Linked DNA regions of Homo sapiens: region 2 is linked to region 1. The links are chromatin contacts, found by Hi-C in ENCODE. All regions are on one chromosome and are shown on one strand. The core of a region is the stretch at or near the end of the contact, and the rest is flanking DNA. Distances in the headings are between cores, read along the strand shown. Region 1 holds the start of CLCN5 (chloride voltage-gated channel 5). Region 2 holds the start of GNL3L (G protein nucleolar 3 like).

Evidence for each region. Hi-C counts contacts between places; a loop is a spot of excess contacts on that map. Pooled maps may share reads with other maps.
Region 2: a pooled map shows a loop between it and region 1 (7-fold over the local background). The contact joins the promoter of GNL3L here to the promoter of CLCN5 in region 1. A Hi-C loop is called at or near these places in 5 of 50 pooled maps.

What each region holds. Positions count from the first base shown.
Region 1 is chrX:49,920,183-49,925,724 of GRCh38, forward strand. It overlaps CLCN5 (chloride voltage-gated channel 5), which reads left to right and starts at 2,414. Exons shown (of 15, transcript NM_001127898.4): 1 at 2,414-2,610; 2 at 3,225-3,300; 3 at 4,989-5,132. The coding sequence starts at 5,117. RefSeq lists a silencer at 2,676-2,725.
Region 2 is chrX:54,525,854-54,531,713 of GRCh38, forward strand. It overlaps GNL3L (G protein nucleolar 3 like), which reads left to right and starts at 4,366. Exons shown (of 16, transcript NM_001184819.2): 1 at 4,366-4,566. RefSeq lists enhancers at 3,767-4,287, 3,942-3,991, 4,442-4,501, 4,512-4,771.

The DNA.
Region 1 (5,542 bases), core at 1,164-3,663:
TGAGACAGAGTTTCGCTCTTGTTTCCCAGGCTGGAGTGCCGTGGTGCGATCTCGGCTCACTGCAAATTCTGCCTCCTGGGTTCAAGTTATTCTCCTGCCTCAGCCTCCTGAGTAGCTGGGATTACAGGCGCCAGCCACCATGCCTAGCCATGTATTTTTAGTAGAGATGGGGTTTCATCATGTTGGCCAGGCTGGTCTCGAACTCCTGACCTCAAGTGATCCACCTGCCTTGGCCTCCCAAAGTGCTGGGATTACAGGCGTGAGCCACTGCACCCGGCCTCTTGCCTCTTTATTATTGATTTCACCAGTAGTTTTTCTGCTCGACCTACATATAAGCTCCAGTTTCTTCTACTTCAATGACAAAAAAAAAAATCAAGCAAACAATCAAACCTTTCCTTGAACAATTACTCTAGATTCACCTTTTAAAAGATGAATTCCAAAAGAGGATTGCCTTGCTCAGAAACCTCAATTCTTTCTCAGTCACTTTTTGAATTAGGTATAAATCTTAGTCCAATATTCAGGATGCTCCAAAATTGGGCCCCAATTTACCTTCTGGGTATTATCTTCCACAATTCCCCTGTACTTCCTTACCCTAAACTTCAACCACATAGGACTACTCACGGGTCCTCACATATAACTTCCTGCCTGCTCACCTTTGCCAACGGTGTTACCTCCACTTGGATTTACCTTTATTAGAGGCCTGTACTGATATTTTCTAGTTATTTGTGGCTATCCCATACACCATGAGTGCCTGAAGGAAGGGACTGAATGTTACCAGCTCAGAAAGCAAAAAAATTTTGGACTGAAAAAATAAAAATCCGGCCATTCATCAGGCCGGAATAACACACAGATAAAACCAGATGCAAATTTAACAGAGAACAATATTTCTTTGGCGGACATATTGCAGCTGTAAAGTGGTAACGATGTTTTTATTTCAGTGACCACCACTTTTTTATTCACTGAGAGACTTTGTTCTCTAAAATCGTAGATTATCAGAAACTTTTCTGCTTGAAATCGTATCAGTAAGAATGAAACATCCCACATGCATCTGGAGGACATAAGTTTCTTTGACACAGAGAAGCAGCCTCAATTTCCAACCCAGGTGCAGAGCTTCAGATAAGGGGTATCTGGACACAACATTCCACATCTATCTTTATTTTGTGGTTCCCAAGGAAACACAACTCTGGGTTCACTTTGCAGTTCAGACCTGATGGTGACCCCAAATGACAGTACTGCTTTGCTTTGAGCTTACCAAAAACACTGCTTTGTTTAAAATTCACCTAAACTCCACTCTTCTCTCCAATCCTATAATGACTCCATGTTTTTCTGTTTGATGAAATGCCTACCGTGTGCAGTCTCTCATATTGCAATGGGTCAAAGCCTGACTATGTCGGATTACAAATTTGTCCCCGGTAGCCTTATGCTGATTGGGCTAGGATAGGGGTTTTTAAATCCCTGACCACTTAGCTTGTCCAAAGTAGGCATTCCAAATTGTTCACTGCAGTAGAGTACCCTGGTTCTAGTTAGATTACTTGGATTATATGGATTCCAGTCTCAGGTCTGCCAAGAACTAATTAGCTGGATCATCTTAAGTGAGTCAGTGCACCCCATTTGGCCTAAGTTTTCTCTTCTGCAAAACGGTGTGCTGTTTCTTTCAAACCTAGGGTAAGGGCTTTGGAGTAAGTTAGACCTAGGTTGGATTCCCAGTTCTACCACGTACTAGTCCTGTGACTTCAGCTTTTCTGAGCCTCTGTTTTGTAATGATTAATATGGAGATAATACAGTACTAACAACTGCAGTATAGTTTTTGCAGCGTTGCTGGAAACATCAAGTTGGCTGTTAAAAGTATCACTACGTTTGATCACTATTCCTATTCCTACTATTATATGAGTTTAGACAAGTTACTTAACCTTTCTGTGCCTGTGTATTTTTATGAGTAAAAATGGAGAAATAACCCTCGGGGTTATTGTGAACACCAAATGAGACGAAAAAAGTAAAGGGGTTAGGAGAGTGCCTGGCACATAAGAAGCAGCTCAAATTATGTGATCTAATGTTATTAGTATTAGATTTCTACTACTAATTACTCTGTGGGCCGAAAGCTCAGGATAGACAGTTTCATTCTAAGGACAAACCTTCTCCCCAGCAAAAAAAGGCACTGCAAGCTGGAAATAGTGAAACACAATGGGGCATTGCGTTTTCAAAGGCAACTGACACGCCCAGCACTGGGATAGGACCCGCCCGCCCAGTCCTCATTAAATATGGCAGCGAGCGGGGCCGACGTACTGCGGCTGCGCAAGTTGAAACTCCTCCTGGCAGCTCCTCCCCGGCGGGCCTCCCCTCATCTCGGCTGGGTAGAGGTGCCGGGTGTGAGCTCGGCGTGGCGCGCACGCGCAGACGCTGGCTGGGCTGAGCCGATACTCGCGAGGCGCCCTGTCACATGAGCCGCGCGCCCGCTTCGCTCCCCCTCCTCCCCGGCTGGGCTGTGTGAATGAAGCTCTGCCGGCTACGTGGGGCGCTCACTCAACTTGGTGTCCTGGACGCCAGAGCCGACCGAGCGCGCTGCCCACCGGCGGCGGACACGGGCTCCGCCGCTCCGGACCTCGGCGACAGGTAAAGGCAAACGGGCTGTCCCTTCCCCAACAGGTCCTTGGCGGGCCGCTGGCCCCCGGCCCACCCCCGGAGCACCCCCTAAGCGCAGCGACACAGGGGAAGCGCAATCCCGCTGGCTTGGACCCCCGGAGATGGGGCTTCCCCGCGCCCGGCGTTGGCAGCCCGGCGCTTAGAGGAGGTAGACAGGCTAGTTCCAGCCAGTGCTGAGCGGCGTCTTCCCGGGAGCCCAGCCCTGTTCTCCGAGTTATGGTCCCTGGGTTGCCCGAGCGAAGTTTCCTTGCGGAGCGGCGCCAAGCCCGCCCCGCTTTTGAATCGGAGTGTTTAGCCGCCTGCGTCCCCTTTCCCGGACTGGGGTAGGGTGACTTAGGCTGGCAAAGCTCAGCCGAGGCCCGGCTCTTCTCCCTCCGGCTCTGGACTTGCCGCTGGTTTTGTATGGGTCTTAGCAAAGTGGAGAAACTCTCGGAAAAGTAGTTGCTGCGCTGTTTTCCTTTTGCCACTTAACGCGCGTAGCTGGTTCTCTCCAGACTTTCGAGCCTTGCTCTTGAGCGCCTTGATCCACACGGGAAAAGCTTTGCCTTTACATTGACGCACGTTTCCTTTGATTAACATTTCAGAGCAAATCAGTTGCCTGGAGTTCCCAGTGAAGTTGTACCTGTGCCCGTGCGATAACGTCAGTGGAAGCTGCCCCGAGTAAGTGAGGGAAATCTAGAAGTTTGGAGCATAAAAAACCAGCACGAATCAACTTTACATAAACTTCATACATTTATTAGCAACTGCTCGGGTTTAACTTCAGGGATGTTAAATTTCGCCTAGTCCCACGGGACGATGATCATTACTTCTTAACTGCACGCGAAATAGGAGAAGAAAAAAGGCAAATCAAAACAGACTGTCCCAGGTCTCAGAGAAGTCATCGGAGCGCTTTTTCCTGCTGAATTCACCCTAGGAGTTTGTGAGTTCCTAGTTTTCTTGGACTTCGCGAACTTTTCCTTGTCCAAAGCACTGTCTTTTCTCTGTTGGTGTTTTGGGACTGGTGTACACATTAACCCTTTTGTCATTAAAGAAGGCCAACACGATTCTCAAGCTAGTATTAGCCTTCAGTGTTTGTGCTTTAGCACTTTCACTTAGGAGGTGGAGGTGTTGGTTGTATAAAAGATATGGAAATAACAATCTACTTTGATGTTCACCAGGTCAAAAAGGTGAAGACTTTTAGAAAAAACAGATTGGCTTGTATGCTAAGTAGGGAAGACCAGTTTATTAACTGAGATCTTGTTTAAATGGGCAAGCAGAGTGTTAAGCCTCTAAGTCAAACTAAGTCGTCAGACCTCTCATTTTTTCTCCCATTCCTAGCTCCTATTTTTTTTTTTTTTTTTGGTTTGAGCCGGCTCTCGTTCTGTCGCCCAGGCTGGAGTGCAGTGGCACAATCTTGGCTCACTGCAACCTCCGCCTCCCTCCCGGGTTCAAGCGATTCTCCTGCCTCAGCCTTCCGAGTAGCTGGGATTACAGGCGTCACTTGTAATTATAGTGCACCGCCATACCTGGCTAATTTTTGTATTTTTAGTAGAGACGGGGTTTCACCATGTTGGCCAGGCTGGTCTCGAACTGACCTCAGGTGATCCGCCTGCTTCGGCCTCCCAAAGTGCTGGGATTACACCGCACCCGGCCCCTAACTCCTTTAATATCTTTGCAAATATTGTCCTAGGACTGGATTTGAAGTTTTAACAACAGGAATTAGCTGAATTAATTTGGTTTTCTTTAAACTGGTATTCCATTTTTACATTTTTCTTCTTCTTTGGTTCATTTTCCCCCTGATTATAAAAGCAATATACGCTCACTATAGGAAATTTGCAAAGGGTGGGAAAGTATAATGACACAAGGAGAGAGAACTACTACTCAAAGGGTATCATCACTCTTCACTTTTTATTCCGCTTCCTTTTTTTTCCCCTATACAAGATCTGTTTCCAAACTTTATTCATAAACTTTCCTCTCCTTCTACTGATTTTTAAATGTAAAGTTGGGTATTTTGGGGGTTGGTTAGGGCACTGGATATTAATGTTGCTCTTCAGTCTCCAAAGCATGAAACTTCAAGGTAGGAAAGGTGCTTAACGGTGATTTCATCCAGCAACTCATCAACTGAGACTCAGACCTCATTTACTGAAGCTCTAATGATTCATGCAGAAATGTATAGCACTGAGTGGCAACATTAACTCACTCCAGATCTCTCTCTCTTCAGAGATACCTTGCTGCTTAGAGGGAAACTTGACACTACCCATGCCTGCATATCTTTGAAAGAGAGGTTCAGAGAGGAGCAGGAGATAATTTTCAAGCATTTGAAGTGTATAGTTTCTTTTAGGTATTCATTTTTCTGTTTACATTTTCAGGTTTGGGGCTTTAGCCCCTTGGAGAAAACAGGGCCACATAGCTGCCTTTCTATCAAGTCTCCCTACAAAACTGAGAGGCTCTGGGAAACTCAGCCTGTGACCCCAGCGTGGGTGAAGATAGGATCAAGATGGCCATGTGGCAGGGTAAGAAATTAGCACTTATTCTTCTAACTGGTTTTTCCTCCTACTCTATTCTCTACCCTCACCCAACCGTTCCCCACCCAGCCAATGGCAGGCAGCCAGCTGTTCTTTAATTTAACCCTTTGTCTTTGCAGGGACAAAACACATTAGTTTAAAAAGAAGCTGCTGCTAGCTATAAGTTTAAATTATTTAAAAGTGGGGTTGTAGGAGAAGTAGGAAAATGCCATGCCAGCAGCATTTAAAAGAACTCCCTTCATTTAAATAAGTGATCATTGGGGGTTATATGCCAGGAGACAGGATATTTTTTCCCATTTGTGTTTTTCATTTGTTTCTGGCAAATTTCTATCATAAGATTCCCCACCATAAGGTTGGGGAGACAGATGTCACTGCCTCTCCAGCTTCATCTTCCCAAT
Region 2 (5,860 bases), core at 3,116-5,615, 4.6 Mb after region 1:
ACAAAATAAAGGATATCCCCTATGTACTGTTCTTGCTAAAAATATTTATTCTGAATCTATTCATGTGAAAAGAACAAATGAATCCAGAATATGGGACATATTACAAGACAATTGGCCTGGACTCTTCAAAAACATAAATGTCATTTGAAACAAAAAATATAGGGGTATTATTCTAGATTAAAAGAGGTTAAAGGGATATAACAACCAAATGTAATACACAAACGTCAGGTGTGGTGGCTCATGACTGTAATCCCTGCACTTTGGGAGGCCAAGGTGGATGGATCACTCCAATGTGCAGAAACGCTGTCTCTACTTAAAATACAAAAATTAGACAGGCATGGTGGCGGGCGCCTGTAGTCCCAGCTACTTGGGAGGTGGAGGCAGGAGAATTACTTGAACCCAGGAGGTAGAGGTTGCAGTGAGCCAAGATTGCGCCACTGCACTCGAGCCTGGGCAACAGAGCAAGACTTCGTCTCAAAAAAAAAAAAAAAAAAAAAAAAAAAAAGAAACGTAGTACATAAACCTTGATTAGATCCTGGGATCAAAAAACGAAAGCTGCATTTTTGGGGATAATTGGGCGGAAATGTGAATATGGGCTATACGTGATGGCATTATTGAATTATAGTTAAATCTTCTTAGGTTTGATAATGGTATTGTGGTTATGTAGGATGATATTTGGTGAAGTATAAGGGTATATGGGCTTTCATTATACCATTCTTTCGACTGTTCTGAATTTGGAAACAATATAAAATAAAAATTTGGCCGGGTGCAGTCACCCACAATCCCATCACTTTAGGAGGCCGAGGCAAGCAGATTGCTGGAGCCCCGAGTTTGAGACCAGTAAAAAAATCTTTTTTTTTTTTTTTTGAGAGAAGTCTCGTGCTTGTCCCCCAGGTTTGAGTGCAATGGCTTGATCTTGGCTCACTGCAACCTCCGCCTCCCGGGTTCAAACGATTCTCCTGCCTCTGCCTCCCAAGTAGCTGGGATTAAGGCGCCTGCCACCACACCCAGCTAATTTTTTGTATTTTTCTTTTTGGTAGAGACAGGGTTTCACCATGTTGGCCAGGCTGGTCTCGAACTCCTGACCTCAGGTGATCCGCCTGCCTTGGCCTCCCAAAGTGCTGGGATTACAGGTGTGAGCCACAGTGCCCAGCCGAGACCAGTAAAAACATCTTTAAAAATTAGCTGGGCATGGTGATGTGCGCCTGTAGTTCCCCAGCTACTCGGGAGGGTGAGGTGGGAGGATCCCTTGAGCCCAGGAGGTGGAGGTTGCAGTGAGTGGAGGTCATGCCACTGCACTCCAGTCTGGGCGATAGAGCAAGACCCTGGCTCAAAAAAAAAAAAAAAAAAAAAGGAGGAAATACACATAAAGCAATAATACGTATTTTCCAAGAATGCATATATGCAAAAATATGCATAAAACACCTTTGAATGGCTGCCTATAGGAGGGAAATGAAAGTGGGAAGTAGAGATGAAAGAGATTTTAAAAAATAACACAATCTCTCACTAAAGTAATAAATATTCATCAAATACATGGAAAACACAGAAAAGTACAAGGAAGAAAATTAAATTCACTGATAATGTCACTTTGATTTGTTAGAAATGCAAATCCTGGGCCCTAAACCAGACTTACTGAATCAAAACTCTGGGCATGAGGCCCAGTAATTGGTGTTCTAACAAGCCCTCCCAGTGATTCTGATGCTGGGGAAAGTTAGAGAACCACTAATCTAGATTTAACTATTATTAACATTTTGTTTCAGATCCTTGTAGTCTTTTAAAAAATATGAAATATTTCGGACATACAAATAAGTATAGAGAAGATAACAAAAACCCACGTACCTACCACCTAGCTTAGAAAGTAAAATATTAGACAAACAGTTGAAGTTCCCTGTGTATCTCTCTCTCATTCTGTTCTTTTGTTTTCTTCCCCAGAGGTAATCAGTATTCTGGATTTGGTATTTCTCCTTAAAAATTATTGTTGGCTGGGGGCGGTGGCTCACACCTGGAATCCCAGCACCTTGGGAGGCCAAGATGTGGTTGGATCACTTGAGCTCAGGAACTCAAGATTAGCCTGGGCAACATGGTGAAACCCTGTCTCTACAAAAAATACAAAAATTAGCCAGGTGTGGTGGTACATGCCTGTAGTCCAGGTACTTGGGAGGCTGAGGTGGGAGGATGGCTTGAGTCAGGGAGGTGGAGGCTGCAGGGAGAGGAAATCAAGCCACTGCACTGCAGCCTGGACGACAGAGCAACATCTTGTCTGAAAAAAAAATTATTGTTTATATATCTATATAATCTATAAGCAACATTGTTTGCTGTTTTCTAGATTTTAAAACTTTATATAAATGGTTTCATACTTTATGTGTCCTCTGCAATTTGTATTTTATCTCAGTATTGTGTTTTTGAAATTTAGCTGGGTCAATGCATGCAACATGATTCATTCTTTTTCATTATAGTATTCTGCATAGTATTCTGTCATATGGCTATACCATAATTTACTTATTCATTCTCCTGTTGGTGGAATTTTGGGCTGTTCACATTTTTTTCTCTATTACAAACAGTTCTGCAATGAACATTCTTCCACATGCTCATTGAGCAAGTGTATAAGAATTTCTCTAGGAGTTAAAGTTTAGAGGTGATCTCTATCTATCTATCTACCTATTAATCAATCATCTCCAATACTAGAACTGCTGGGTCCCAGGGTCATCTTCAGCTATTCTGGATACTTCCTAATTGTTTTCCAAAGTCGTAATAACTAGTTTCCACAAGATTTCATTGTATTTTTTCCCTTATATCTTGTGCATTTGGGATTTTGTTTAAAAAGTCCTTCCCCAGTCACAAGTCACAAAGATATTCTCCTGCATATATTAACTTCATAGTTTTACCTTTCACATTCACAGTCTACCCTCTTAGGTGGAATAAATAGAGATCCAGTTTTATATTTCTTTTCATGGAGAGCCAAATTTCCCAATGCCATCTACTAAACAGCCCATTTCCCATTTTTTGTGGTGCAGGCCTGTAAACTCACCCATTTAACAAACAGTTGTTGAAGCCTGCCTCATACCAGTCTTGTGCTGGGTGTTGTTGAAAGCTTGAAGATACATGGCCCCTGCTCTCAGGGAGTTCACCCTCCTGTGGAGACACAGTCACATAAACAACTACAGTATTGTGATAAGTGCTAGCTTAGCTGTATAGGTAAGGTGCTCTGGGTTTCTAACTCATCTGCGAAAGTCAGAGAAGGTTTCATCGAAGTGACAAGAGTTAGGTCTTAGAGAAACAGAGCAAAATTGCAAATGCAGGGGGAAAGGTGAAAGTGGTCAGGGCTGGTTTCAGGTCCAGAGGAATTTCATGTGTCTCTAGGATGAGAGGTTAGAAGCCCTCCAACGATGTAGAGAGGTAGTGAGTCCTGTTTATGTAAGGGATAAAGGGACAGATGGAGTCATTTTCAGCCCGTCTGTGCTTGAAGTGGAGAAACAAACCCACCCTCGGAGGCACAGAGTTCCACCTACTCTGTGCCCCACCCCAGGGTTTAGGCTTGAGGAAGAGGAGGGGCTGGAATTAAACCATCAAGAAGAAAACATTTGCAGACTAATATTTACTATTTTGTGGGGGAGACCTCACTTCCCAGCCAGCTCCTTGAGATGGCTTCAGAAACCCCTACTTGCCCCACTCCAGAGATATAAATTCATTCCCTTCTGCAGACGCTGCTCCGGGATTGAGGGAAGGATGGAGTAGGAGGGGAAGAAGGCAAAAGGGTGGGAGAGGCTTCTAGTGTGGGAGAGGCTTCTAGTCGTTCTGGCTCCTGCTCCAGCTCGGGTTGGGTATGGCCATAGATCTGAACGTATGCAGAAAAAGCTAGGAGTGCTCAGGGATGGTCTGGGGCTCAAGGACCCGGGAAGGTGGTTGGGAATAGCTAACCAATTCACTTCAGGTGGGGAAATACTCGGCCAGACACGTGACCCAGGCGGCCATTTTCTCACACCCTGCTGTCGCCATCTTCCAGGCAGACAAAGACACCATCCCCCACCCTTGTCTGATTCGGGCGTGGTGACTGCCTGGTTATTGAGATTTGGGAGCACGCATATTTAACCCCAGACAGATGCCCGCAGACAAAATTTTGGCTTGCAAGTAAGGTATATGGCCGCACCAGTCGACCCGCCGCTTCTTCCCGGTCATTTCCCCGTCCTCCTTCTCCCTCCTCCGCTATTTCCTTAACTACGGGGCAGGCAGGAGGCGGGGCCAGCGTGGTCGCGAAGAAGGGACGGGCGGGCGTGAGCTGTCAGTCAGAAGCTCCGCCCCCCCCCCCCCCCCCCCGCGGAGACCGCACGGTGGGCGGAGTCGGGCGCCGCCGGCCTGGGATCCGGAAGTCGGAGCCTAGCTGCGCGAGAGTTTCTGCTCGCTCAACCGAGTTGTCGTGTTGCCCTCGCTTCTCAGATCCCCGCCGGAAGTGTAAGTAAGAAACTTCTCTCCTCTTTTCTCACAATGTGCGCTCACCTAGACGGCCGGGCAGTTAGGATCGTCTATTGGATGTGAAACCAGAGATGCCCGCCAACCTGGAATAGAGAGGTAAACAGCAGGATCCCTTCCAGGGTAGAAGGGACCGGAAGAGGGGCAGGGATCGCGGCACACGTGGAGACGCGCCGAATTGCCTTTTCGCGGAGTGGAGTTTGCCGGGAGAGGGGCATTGCCCCATCCCACCTAGAAAGGTGTAGACCCGGGACACACTGTGTAGAGAGGCACAAACTTCACTTGTGTGGTGAAGCGTTGATCGTCCTCAAGATAGTGAGGCTTCATTCTGCATTCACCTTGTATAGACAGGAGTCGACCCACCAAAGGCATGGGGGACATCCACCCCAACCGTGTAGAGACATCTCCCTCCACCCAGCTGAGCAGCGCAGACTTCTCCCGACTTAAGGCACTTCCTTGGCTTGGCTCTAGACAGCCGTCTCGAGGCACCTCCTCAGGACAGACAGAGGCTTTGATGTATCTGCCCCCATACCAGCATAGAGGAGCTTAGAAACATTTAATATACAGAGGGAGGGCACCTCCTCCCCATACGCGTAGACTCAGAGCCCTCAGTATCGCTCCCCAACTCACCCGTCCCCAAAGTGGTTGCAGTTACAGGCCTCAGCTTATGGACAACTAAGCCAATTGCCCCCTCCTCTTAGGTTAGAGTGAGTCCCCATTGTGGAGAATCAGACCTGATCCCTACTTCCGTAGCCCCCGTTTTACCGAATGTGTAATTTTTCGAAGCACCCAACATGCTTCGAAGCAAACAGGAACAGACCTTAATCCATGAAGAGACAGTCAGGTCTGCCCCTTGAGGGGCCGTGGGGGTAGAGGGGCTCAGATGTGTTCCTCTCCCTTTGAGGTAGACACAGATCATCCCCCTACCTCCCCCTACCTCCCCCAAAGATTTAGAATCACTAAATGTAGCAAGGGAGATACCCCACAGGAGCAGATATGCAGGTCTCCCTCCCTGTAATGTTGAGAGGGAGTGACATCGCTGATTACCTGGCAGTTCAGTGCGTATGGTCTCTCCCCTTTACCCAAGGTAGTGGAGCTCAGATCTGTTTCTCTCCACCCAGGGTAGAATCACAGACGCCCCCACCCCCAAGTATTAGGGCTGATCTATTAATTTATAGCTGCATTGCCAGCCCCCTCCACACACCACCCATGCAGAGAACCAGAGCCCCTATTTCTTTCAGTGTTAGTGTGCCGCTGACTTCAACCAGCATAAAAGATGAAAGTTGTCACAGTCCACCTTCCATAGAAGGGTCCAGAATAGCTCACTGCAGGTAAGGTGCAGACCCGCTTATTCAAAGCTGCATAGTTGTGGAATCAGGCATATCGATCCTGT